Regions from separate parts of the Homo sapiens genome. Here region 1 is linked to region 2. A link is an interaction called in ENCODE POLR2A ChIA-PET data of the cell type or tissue named here. Cell type or tissue: endothelial cell of umbilical vein. All regions are shown on one strand. Links, peaks and the distances in the headings refer to the core of each region. The heading gives the core; the rest is flanking DNA.

Region 1 (5,379 bases), core at 243-5,242, 72 kb after region 2:
AGGCAGGCAGATTGCTTAAGGGCAGGAGTTTGAGACTAGCCTGAGCAAAATGGTGAAACACTGCCTCTACAAAAAATACAAAAATTAGCCGGCCATGGTGGTGTGCATCTGTAGTCCCAGCTACTTGGGAGGCTGAGGTGGGAGGATCACATGAGCTTGGGAGGTCGAAGCTGCAGTGAGCTGAGATTGTACCACTGCACTCCACCCTGGGTGACACAGTGAGACCCTGTCTCAGAAAAAAACAAAAAGTAAAAAAAAAAAAAAAAAAAAGTCTACAATTTCTACTTTAAAAATACCTGAAGCCAGTGTTCATGTTGGAGCTCATTGATTCCTCATGAATTGTATCATTGTTCAGTGTTTAGAACAGTGCCTGGCACATGCTAAGTAGCATGTAGATTTTTATTAGGTAAAAATAAAATAAGTTATCTTCATAACAGCTAATTTTACAGATGAAGAAACTGAGTTACGATTAGATTAAGTAATATAGCTAAGGTCCCACAGCTAGTAAGTAGCTGGGTCAGGATCTAAACCCGGGATAATCTGGAGGCACTGCCCACCTTCTTTACCACTGTGCTATGCTGCCTCTTGCTAGTTACTCCACGTCACTGAGACTCCTCTTTTGTATGTGGCTCTAGAAAGAATTGAGATCTATTTGAGAACAAACTTTGGAGTCAGGAGAACTTGAGTTTGAATCTCAAATTTACCACTTTTTTCACTTACAAAATGGGGATGATTTCTCCTCCACTTTGTAGTTGTCACAACTACTAGAAGTAATATCTTGAAACTGCTTTGCACGTACATGATAGACACTCAATTACAAATGGTCAGCTATTGGCTGTGATTTCCTGTGGAGGCTACCTGTTAGCGTGGGGCTTAGCCACACACTGTCCCCTGTTGCCTCCTCTAGGCCATCCTGTAGACAGATTAAAAAGGGCTCACTGCTTCTACATTTGGGGTCTCCAGGAGGTAAGACTAGGACCAATAGATACAAGTTCTAGGAAGTCCTATTTCAGATCAGCTTACAGACTTTCTAAATAGATATTTCTGTCTCTGAAGCACGAACCTCGCTGCTCTACAGAAGCAGACAACTTCCACTGTCCTTTCCAACCAGAAGGTTTACCTGCTTGCCCTTATCAACAAATCTATGCTGCCTTTAACATTTTAAATCATTTTATCTAGTATAGCTAAAGAGTTGTATTATTCCTGAGATTGGGTTGTTTTGCAGGTTTTCAGTGTTTTAGACCTGGAATGAGAGGGAGTAAGAAAAGAGGGAGGGAGAGGAAAAGAGAAAAAGAAATAAGGAGAGAGAGAGAGAGAGAGAGAGAAAGGAGAGGACAGAGAGGGAGGAAGGGAAAAGGGGGAAGAGGAGGGAGGGGAGAAGGAAATTGGAATTTATCTGGAGAAAAAGTACTGAACTTGGGAGAGAGACTGAAGAGCAATGGATTGATAGTTATCTGAAGTCCTCACAGGTTAAGGATGGTTGAGAAGATAAGCTAGCTCATTCAGCTACCTTGCTGGCATACTAGCTATGTGACAGGCACTGTTCTGGTTGAGGACTGCTCTCTCAGAGCAGTAAAGTAAATCAAATAACTTGCCCAAAGTCACACTGCTGGAAAATGCCAGAGCTGTTCAAAGCTCCTCCCTAACTCCAACCCTCTCCAATTCTCTACAGCTATCTGCTCTGTGTCTTCCCCCAAGAAAGCGATGGAAACCAGAGCAGGAGGTTTCCGTAACCAGTCATTATAATTTGTCAGGGAGCCATACTGCAGTTCAACTAGACAAGCACATTGTCATTCCCTGCCATATAAGGAAACAGAGCTAAACACCATTGCTTTCACTATTGACTGGAGAGGTTGCTCAAGTTAGAGTTAGACAAGATGAGGATCTAGACCTAGAGCAGTTAAATTAAATTAAAAAAAGAAAGAAAGAAAGCCAGAGAAGTAGTTTTGTGTTTTCTTTTCCTGGTACCAGAGATAGTTTAACAAGCAGTTTCCATCCTTCTCCCTGACTCAACGGGAGATTTTCCCTGACATTAGGCACTAAAGGATTCAACTACTCGTACAAATACTTCAAGCTGTTTTGGTGTTTGATTATGTCAAATTTTAAGAAAAGGCAGAGGATCAGTTCAGGTATTCAAAAGGCCAACATATCCAAAAGGTATTCAAAAGGCCAAGACAGAGCTGCTTCTGTGTGGGTCAGGTAGAAAGTCAAGGACTGTATTTCTCTGTCCATTGATTTACAAAAGAAATTAGTGTCCACTCACCTTCCCAGGTGAGATACTACTTATTAAGAAATAAAATCAGAAATACTACTTATTAAGAAGACTTTACATTTAAGTTTGACCTTCTTGTCCAAAGCTAAGAATATTCACGGGGTCACTCTTTGCCTTAAGACTCAGACACAATGGGCACTTTATTTGTTTGTTTGTTTTTTGAGATGAAGTTTTGTTCTGTCACCCAGGCTGGAGTGCAGTGGCACGATCTCGGCTCACTGCAACCTCTGCCTCCTGGGTTCAAGCGATTCTTTCACCTCAGCCTCCTGAGTAGCTGGGATTATAGGCACACGCCACCATGCCCAGTTAATTTTTTGTATTTTTAGTAGAGACGGGGTTTCACTATGTTGGCCAGGCTGGTCTCGAACTCCTGACCTCAAGTGATCTGCCCACTTTGGCCTCTCAAAGTGCTGGGATTACAGGGACCATGCCCGGCCACAACAGGCACTTTAGAATGCAGGCTCAGTAACCAACTTTATGAAGGGAGAAACAGAGGCATGAACAGTTGAAACTATTTCCTTAAAGACAGCCAGTTCCATCTTGCCATACAGAGTGCCCACATTTTCAGATAATCCGAAGAGGCATCACTTAGTGTCCCCAGGGAAATGAAAAACAAAAAACAAAAAACAAAAAAACCTGTAAATAGTCTGGTCATCTTCTCCTAACTATCATCTTGGACCAGATTGCATCTGGAGTACTAGTTTATTAGGCATACCCGAGACTGGGTAATTTATAAAGAAAGAGGTTTAATGGACTCACAGTTCCACATGATTGGGGAGGCCTCACAATCATGGCGGAAGGCGAATGAGGAGCAAAGTCACAAATTACATGGTGACAGGCAAGAGAGCTTGTGCAGGGGAACTCCCATTTATAAAGCCATCAGATTTCCTGAGACTTATTCACTACCACGAGAATAGTATGGGGGCAACTGCCGCCGTGATTCAGTTATCTCCACCTGGCCCTGCCCTTGACACATGGGATTATTACAATTCAAGGTGAGATTTGGGTGGGGACACAGCCAAACCATATCTGATGCCACAACAAAATGCACAAACAAATTTATTTCTGGATGGAGGTTAGAAGTCCAAGATCAAGGTGTCAGCAGGGTTGGTTCCTTCAAGGGCTGTGAGGGAAGTCTCTGTTCCAGCCCTCTCTGTTTCACTTGTAGATGGTTATCTTTGTGTTCACAAGGCATTCTTTCTGAACGTGTATCTGCATCCAAATTTCCTCTTCTTTTTTTTTTTTTTTTTTTTGAGATGGAGTTTCGCTCTTATTGCCCAGGCTGGAGAGCAGTAGTGCCATCTCGACTCACTGCAACCTCCATCTCCCAGGTTCAAGCAATTCTCCTGCCTTGGCCTCCCGAGTAGCTGGGATTACAGGTGCTCGCCACCATGCCAGGCTAATTTTTTTGTATTTTTAGTAGAGACAAGGTTTTGCCATGTTGGGCAGGCTGGTCTCGAACTCCTGCTGTCAGGTGATCTGCCTGCCTTGGCCTCCCAAAGTGCTGGGATTACAGGAGTGAGCCACTGAGCCTAGCCTCCTCTTCTTATAAAGACACCAGTTGTATTGGATTAGGGGCCAACTTAATGACCTCATTTTAACTTGATTACCTCTGTAAAGACCCTATCTCCAAATAAGGTCACATTCTGAGGTCTTAGGGGTTAGGACTGCTTCAACATATGAATACTCGGGGGAGATACAATTCAACCCATAGTATGTCCCAACTCACAATGGTGGTAGAAATCCATATGGCACATTTTCTGAAGCTCAAGTGCCAAAGACCCTACTGCTGCTGGTATTCTATCTTTCCACTGGGTCTAAGGGAATGCTTTGCTAGAAATCCCTTGGCCTTTTGAATTTGCCTTTGACATTTACTTTCTGCCTTTCTCAATATGAAATTCTGATCCCATTAAAAGTCAAAAGAGGTTTTCGAAATGACGCACTGAAGTACAGCTTCACATACTGTGGCCTATCTGTGGACAGCTATGAAACCACGGCGGCAGACCATCTGGTATGAGGCCTTTAGGAGCCAAGGACGGGGCTCAGTGGGAAGGCTTGGCCAGGGCAGCCTGCAAGCCAGGGAGGCAGGCGCTGAGAGGGGAGCAGCTTCAGGGCAGCTGGCCGGGCCAGGGAGGCAGCCACAGAGGGACCTTGTGCATGCCTGCACAGGGCCCAAAGAGGGTGGCCCTTTTCCGTCATTTTTATATATGCTGATCACAACCACAAATCCCCAGACACAAGGAAAAATATTTGAAGCCTACACATATTTGCGCTCTGAATCATTTGTCTCTTGTCTTTATTTTCCTCTCTCTCCTCTCTATCTATCCTTAAATTTTTATACTTTTTCTCTCAACAGTCCTCCTCACTTTATCTGTCTTTGCTCTAGTTGGTTTCAAGCGCCCATACATTGTGTCTTGTCTGCATTTTCCATGTTCTATTTTTAAGGTATTTTATTTTAGCCTTTTTGTCCCTTTTTTGTCCCTTTCCTAAAGCTCTTCTTGGTGCCCATTTCCCAGCTTTGGTCCTGCTCATGGCTTCTCTGTCTTAGGCCAGGGGTAGTCTATAGACAGGATGACTATACCATTTATCGTCAAACTGGGACACGTTGAAGAGGGAAAGAAGGGGCAGTTAATAATTTCCCTAAAATGCAGTCCCGAAGTGGGACTGTCCCAGTGTGGAGTGGATGCTTATTCTATCCATGGTGTGGTTTTCTGCTTTCCACAAATCTCTCTTCACCTATCAACCACTCCCTCCATTTATGTACCATTTTTTTTTTTTAAACCTTTTATGTTCTGGTCCTTCTTTTTTATTTCAACCCCAAGAAGCTTTATGTGTTCTTGTATTTCTGTCTTCTTTTATCTCCTCCTCATTCCTTCACTTTACTCTACTCTGCTCTCTATCTTGTCTCACCACTTCAATTCTTCTTCTCCCTTGATTTCCTTCTTTTGGGTACAGACTGGACTGCAGCTCACAGAGGCCATGCCTGTCTGCCATGATACATGCAGGACATAGTCCCTGCATTTCTGAAACAAATCAAGGCACAGCTGAGCACATACACACACACTTCAAAATAAGCCACCAAATGTTACAAGCTGCTTTGGGTCTCA
Region 2 (5,379 bases), core at 122-5,121:
AACATCTGACATTAGTGTGGTACACTTGTTAAAACTGATTAATCAAAACCAATAATGCTATTATGAACTAAAATCCATGGTTTAGGGTAGGGTTCATTCTGTGTTGCATAGGTCTATGTGTTTTGACAAATGTATAATGTCATGTATCTGCCATAACAGTGCCATACATAATGGTGTCACCACCCAAAGGACCACTGTAGTTTTAATAAGCTGAAAAAGCCCAATTGGAAAAGCAGAGTGACCTTGGTACCTTGCTTACAATGGCCAAGAAAGCACCAGGAATGAAATCGGAACACATTTCAGTTTCATTCAACACATCGCATTTCATGCAATACCAACTAAATGTACCTGCTTTGATCCTGAGAATGAAGGAAAATAAGGGGATAGAAGGTGGCCAGGCAGAAGGAATGGTGTGATGCAGAGAAAGCACTGGAATCCAGCTGCACTTGGCTGCTCAGACTGGAGCATTCGCCCGCCTCCCTGTGCTCAGGCTCCGGGTCCATAAAGTCAAAGTGAGGAGTTTGACTCCATGATAGGGAAGGCCCTGCCAGCTCCACTTGAAAGAAGGCACAATTATTATAACCAGGGCTTGTATATGTTTAATGGATTGGTAAACATTTTCCTTAAGCCCCAGGATTTTTTTGTGTGTGCCAATTGCCTTTGGAGATTTCAAGAATTAAAAAACAAATGACTAAGAAAACATAAATATGGAGACATATATTTCCGATTTTTAGCTTCTTAGTAAATAACTTGCTTGGACTACAGCTAAAACAAAGAGAAAATGCTAGCAATATAGATGGTTTCTAGATAAAAGAACATTCTTCTTGTCATGGAAAAAAAACAATACTAACTATGTGAATGCTTCCAGAAGGTAGAATTTTCATTTGGTACCTATTTTTCTTTTTCCCTTTTGTTTTTAAACACAGAATCAATCTAAAGTTGGTTCATGGTAAGAGAAGAAAAATGGGAGAGCAGTTTTTTTATAAGTGCCTGTGGATTTATTCTGAAACCCTAAGTTCTAGATTGAAAACATTTTTTTAAATCCTCCTCTTGGGAAAGAAGATGAAATCCAAAGGATTGTGTGAATTTACACTATTAATAATAGCTACCATTTATTGTAAGCTTGATGTCATAAGCACTTTACATGGATTATAACATTCTATCCACTCATCAATCTTATGAAGTAGACACTGTTATTATCTCCATTTTACAGACATGACAAAAAGGCACAGAGAAGTTAAATAGCTTGCCCAAGGTCACTCTGTGGTGGTTAAGCTGGGATTTGAGCCGAGGCAGGTTGACTTCTGAACCTGAGTTTTTAATCACTAAACTCAACTGCTATAAATTACATACTTATATTTATTTGTATACATGTGTTTATTTAATGGGAAAAAAATGTTTCATATAATGATGTATCTGAGATGGGAGCAGAGACAAGTAGTAAAATACAGATGATTTATAAAAGGCTTGTTATGCATTAAAAATGCATAAAACCTGGCCTCAGCTGTTTTAAAATTAGAGTAAATTACTGTACAAATTTCTGTTGCAATCAGAAGACGTTGGCTACTGCTGTTGTTGTGAATAATAAAATTCTTTGTCTCTGACCCAGAAGTCTCATGTCTTATACTGGTTGCTAGTTTTCAAGAAGGGTAAAATCTAAGACCCTTAGCAGTTCTTGACAACTGTTTCTGGAGTTTTTATTTCCCCAAAATATTGTCACTATTGCTTAGATGTCATACCTAGATGAATAACACTTGCCAAATAAATTTTTGAGTCAAGTTGAATGAAATAATTACCTTTTACTGGGAACCTATCAGTGGTTCTCACCCATGCTAGCCTCATGACTACTGTGTACACTATAGAGTATTATCTCCATTTTGCAAATGAAGAAACTGAGGTATAAGGACATTATTTTCCCCAATATCCTACAGCTCACAAATGTTAGAACTAAGGTCTGAAGCTAGTCCAATGTTCTTTCTGCCACTATTGCCTCTTAAAACATTTTAGCTACAGAAATATTAACTTTCAGACCAAATTATGAAGGTCACTGGGAACGGAAAAATGATTGTTTAAAGAGAAAATTTAAGCTTCAGAGAAGAAGGAAAGGGAGAAGTGAAGAATAAATAAGGAAGAAAAAAATAGAAAGAGGAGAGACAAAAAGGGATAAAAAAATATGTCCAAATAACTTTACAGGGCAAATAGAGGGCTGGGGTCCCTACAACAAGAGTTGGGAGCAGAACAGGGTTATGAGGCTCGCCAGAGGAACTTGGTGTAGACCTGTAAAAAGTAGCAGAGCACCCAGGGTGAAGCCTAGGAAGAGCCAAACAGCCAATCTAAATAAAGTACCAATCAGGCAAAGGGCTAGAGTCCAGGGAAATGGGGCAGTCATCATTGTCTCCTAGAAAGAGCAGGCAGAGAACAGCGTCCAGGGAAAGAAACCGGTAGTTTGCGAGGGGGGATAGGAGAGATTTCTCCAAGCACAGGAAGAGTGTAGCTGGGCCCATCAATGGCCATTGTCCGATATGTGTTTGTCCATTTTGTTTTGCTTGGACGTCAACGGCCTTGTGTGTGTGCAAAAAAGAGCTTTTAAGGACCCCAATCTGGTTTGGACAAGGTGACAGAAGCCAAAAGTTACCTTGGTTGAGTCTTAAGGGAATGAATTTTGAGAGTTACCTGTTCAAAAGCCAAAATGTTCAAATCCCGAAATGTTCACATCAATCACCAAAGATGCCCCCGAAATGTTCACATCAATCGCCAAAGATGCCCGCAGTGAGTGTTTGTTTTCTTGTTTGTATCTCTGTTTCAACTCAGTTGTACTTTGAGCTACACAGATCCTTCAAAAGAATAAAAGCTGGGTTTCTTAACCCCCGCTTTGGTTAGCGTGTATGCTTTCAGCACCTATGTTTAGTATTTTTTAGAATGTAGCCTTTGTAAACTTCACCCACTGTATTTTGCTGAAGTCAGACTCACCCTTTGTTCACCAGTAATCAGCAAACATTTGTTAGTGACGACAGTGGCACTCTGGTTAGCCCTCCTCTTTTTTTTTTTTTTTTTTTTCCTTGCAGAGCATAGTTGAAATAATTTGGGAAAGTTTCTCTTCTTCAAGGAGCTGGGAAAGAATGATGAATGGGCCCCTTGTTCTGATGCATCCTTCTATTTCCTGCAGAGGAAAAAACTGACGGCTGCTAATCTCTGTGTGTTCAGGAGCTCTACCTTCCTTCCTAATAAGATCGCTGTTGTAATAAGCATGTGCCATGGAGGTGAAGCAGAGTTTCCCATTATTTATTAGGCCTGAGTCCTCATTAGTAACTTCTTTATAAAATAAACATGAGGCTTTGCAGAAATGGGGAACAAGAGCCTACTTCATACAAAGTACAATGATAAATGTCTCCTGTGGCCCCAGATTCCAACGCTTAACATCTGTGATCTCCCCATCTCCATGGCAACATAAAGTAAATAGTAAAAATAGTCCAAATCCAGGAAAAACACAGCAGGGAATGTCTGTCCTAAAGGAAAACAAACGCTTAACATGCACTCATACATGAGCAAGAGGACCCACATGAAATGTAGCAGTTGGTCAATAGGAAAACAACAGAGAGTGGGGAATGAAGGGTCTTCAAGCTAGCAGACAAGAAATGTCAGATGATTTGAAGAAGTGTTGTCTGCTTTCAGTAGGAGGCCTGAAGGGAACATTGTGTCTTATATTCATGGGCTTGTACAGTGTGTATTTTACATTTTGTACAAATGTGTTTTGAATTATAAGCTTGTCATATTACACTAGATTTAAAGGGAACCATAGATTATAAAAGTAATAGCATCAAACAAAGAGTTGAGAACTGGTGATTTGGTGTTTGCCATGTAACTTCTTAGCAAAGCTGTGGTCTGCCTAACAGACCCTCTGAATCTTCTCCCTACCTGTAGCCCAACAGCCTGGGGCTGTTCCTGATATTCGCTATAGGCCGCTGGAACAGGAGGCTCTGTGGCCTCCCTGTGTCCCCCACAGTTGTGGCAAGAGCAGTGGAGCAGCCCTCTGGAAGAGAAGAATGTTCCCCTTAGGGGTGCAAGAAAATGCCTGGGAATAGGATATTTTCAAGAACGGCGATTTTCAGTTAATTTAATTTTCTGATTAACTGCAGTGACTTTGGGCCTTTCAACTCACTGAGCCTGGTTTAAGTCATCTGCAAAAAAAAAAAAAAAAAGGATGGGGTACTTCATGACCCTGGAGTCCTGCCAGCCTTGGAATTCTGCAATTCTATGAATTGAGCACAAGGCATGATTTTGTTTCAGCCTTTGTGGATTAAAAAACTTAGAATTCCTGGGTTTCTACTATAGTAGAACAGTTTCTACTGTTCTACTGCTGGTTTCTACTGCTATAGTAGAACAGTTTACTGGGTTTACTGTTCTACTATAGCAAAAAATACAACCCCATGGCTGTGTGTGTTTAGGGGAGGTGGGGGGGTGAAGGGTGGATGTGGTTTAGGGGAAAGACCGAGGGGGTCTACAGCCAATCCCAGTGACTAGCTGTGTGACCTCAGGCCAGTTATTCCACCCTTCTTGGCGGTAGTGTCTCCATCTCCATCAATGGAGATGATGGTATTCCTTGCAACATTATTGCTGTAGGAATACTGGTAAATGATCAACATATGGTAACCACAATATCCTATCAGATTTGGAGTCAGTACTTGAAGAATATTTTTCATCACATAGGTAAGACTTGATAGTAGTGGGGTAGCTCGTGCTGTGTAATTTATGGAACGCAGTCTCAATACTTTGTGATGGGGTTTCCGTTTGGCTCTAAGCAAGTGTGACTCTACCCTGAAGATCTATGGTGGGGTTTTTCTTTTCATTCCCTGACTGTAGCTTTTTCCTCTGATGGTTTTTCTCTTTCTTAAAGCTAGAGCACAGCTAAAACATTCTAGTTAAGTGAATATCCTAGAATGGCTGGATCCTAACACGTGGAAGTCTTTACTGTATGATTTGTGCACAGACACCTTGCCGGTTATTCACAGGTCGTGTTCAAATTTAAAGCTCACCAGGAGTCAATAGCCACAAAGATGACTTTGGAGCAGATTCCCTCTCTTCTATTGTTCCTTTCCTCCGGCCAAGTTTCTCTTCTCTTTGCCACTTTTTTCCTCTCTTACCCTTTCACCATTCTCTTTTCTCTTTTCTTCTTCTTCTAATCTTTTGATTTTAGTGTTCTCATCTTTCCAACTTTGTGCTGTGCATTCTGCAGTAGTTCGATTTTGTTTATTTATTTATTTATTTATTTATTTGTTTGTTTGTTTGTTTCTGAGATGGAATCTTCCTCTGTCGCCCAGGCTGGAGTGCAGTGGCACAATCTCAGCTCACTGCACCCTCTGCCTCCCAGGTTCAAGCGAT

What was found. Peaks named below come from ENCODE experiments on the same cell type or tissue, not always from the same donor. Only the 100,000 strongest peaks of a DNase experiment are listed, where the experiment ranks them.
Region 1: POLR2A ChIA-PET joins it to region 2 with 8 read pairs; 5 of 35 experiments call an interaction of 5 or more read pairs at or near these places.

The regions. Positions count from the first base shown.
Region 1 is chr7:134,788,782-134,794,160 of GRCh38, forward strand. All of the region lies in intron 1 of CALD1 (caldesmon 1), which reads left to right. All of the region lies in intron 1 of LOC124901750 (a long non-coding RNA gene), which reads right to left. Among named protein-coding and RNA genes, the nearest start is that of CALD1, 12 kb to the left of the region's middle. In endothelial cell of umbilical vein, for the core only: no CTCF peak of the experiment used is centred there; no DNase peak of the experiment used is centred there.
Region 2 is chr7:134,717,148-134,722,526 of GRCh38, forward strand. All of the region lies in intron 1 of LOC124901750 (a long non-coding RNA gene), which reads right to left. It also overlaps a transcript of CALD1 not described here. Among named protein-coding and RNA genes, the nearest start is that of CALD1, 60 kb to the right of the region's middle. In endothelial cell of umbilical vein, for the core only: no CTCF peak of the experiment used is centred there; a DNase peak (open chromatin) is centred at 3,224; H3K27ac peaks cover 1,522 bases.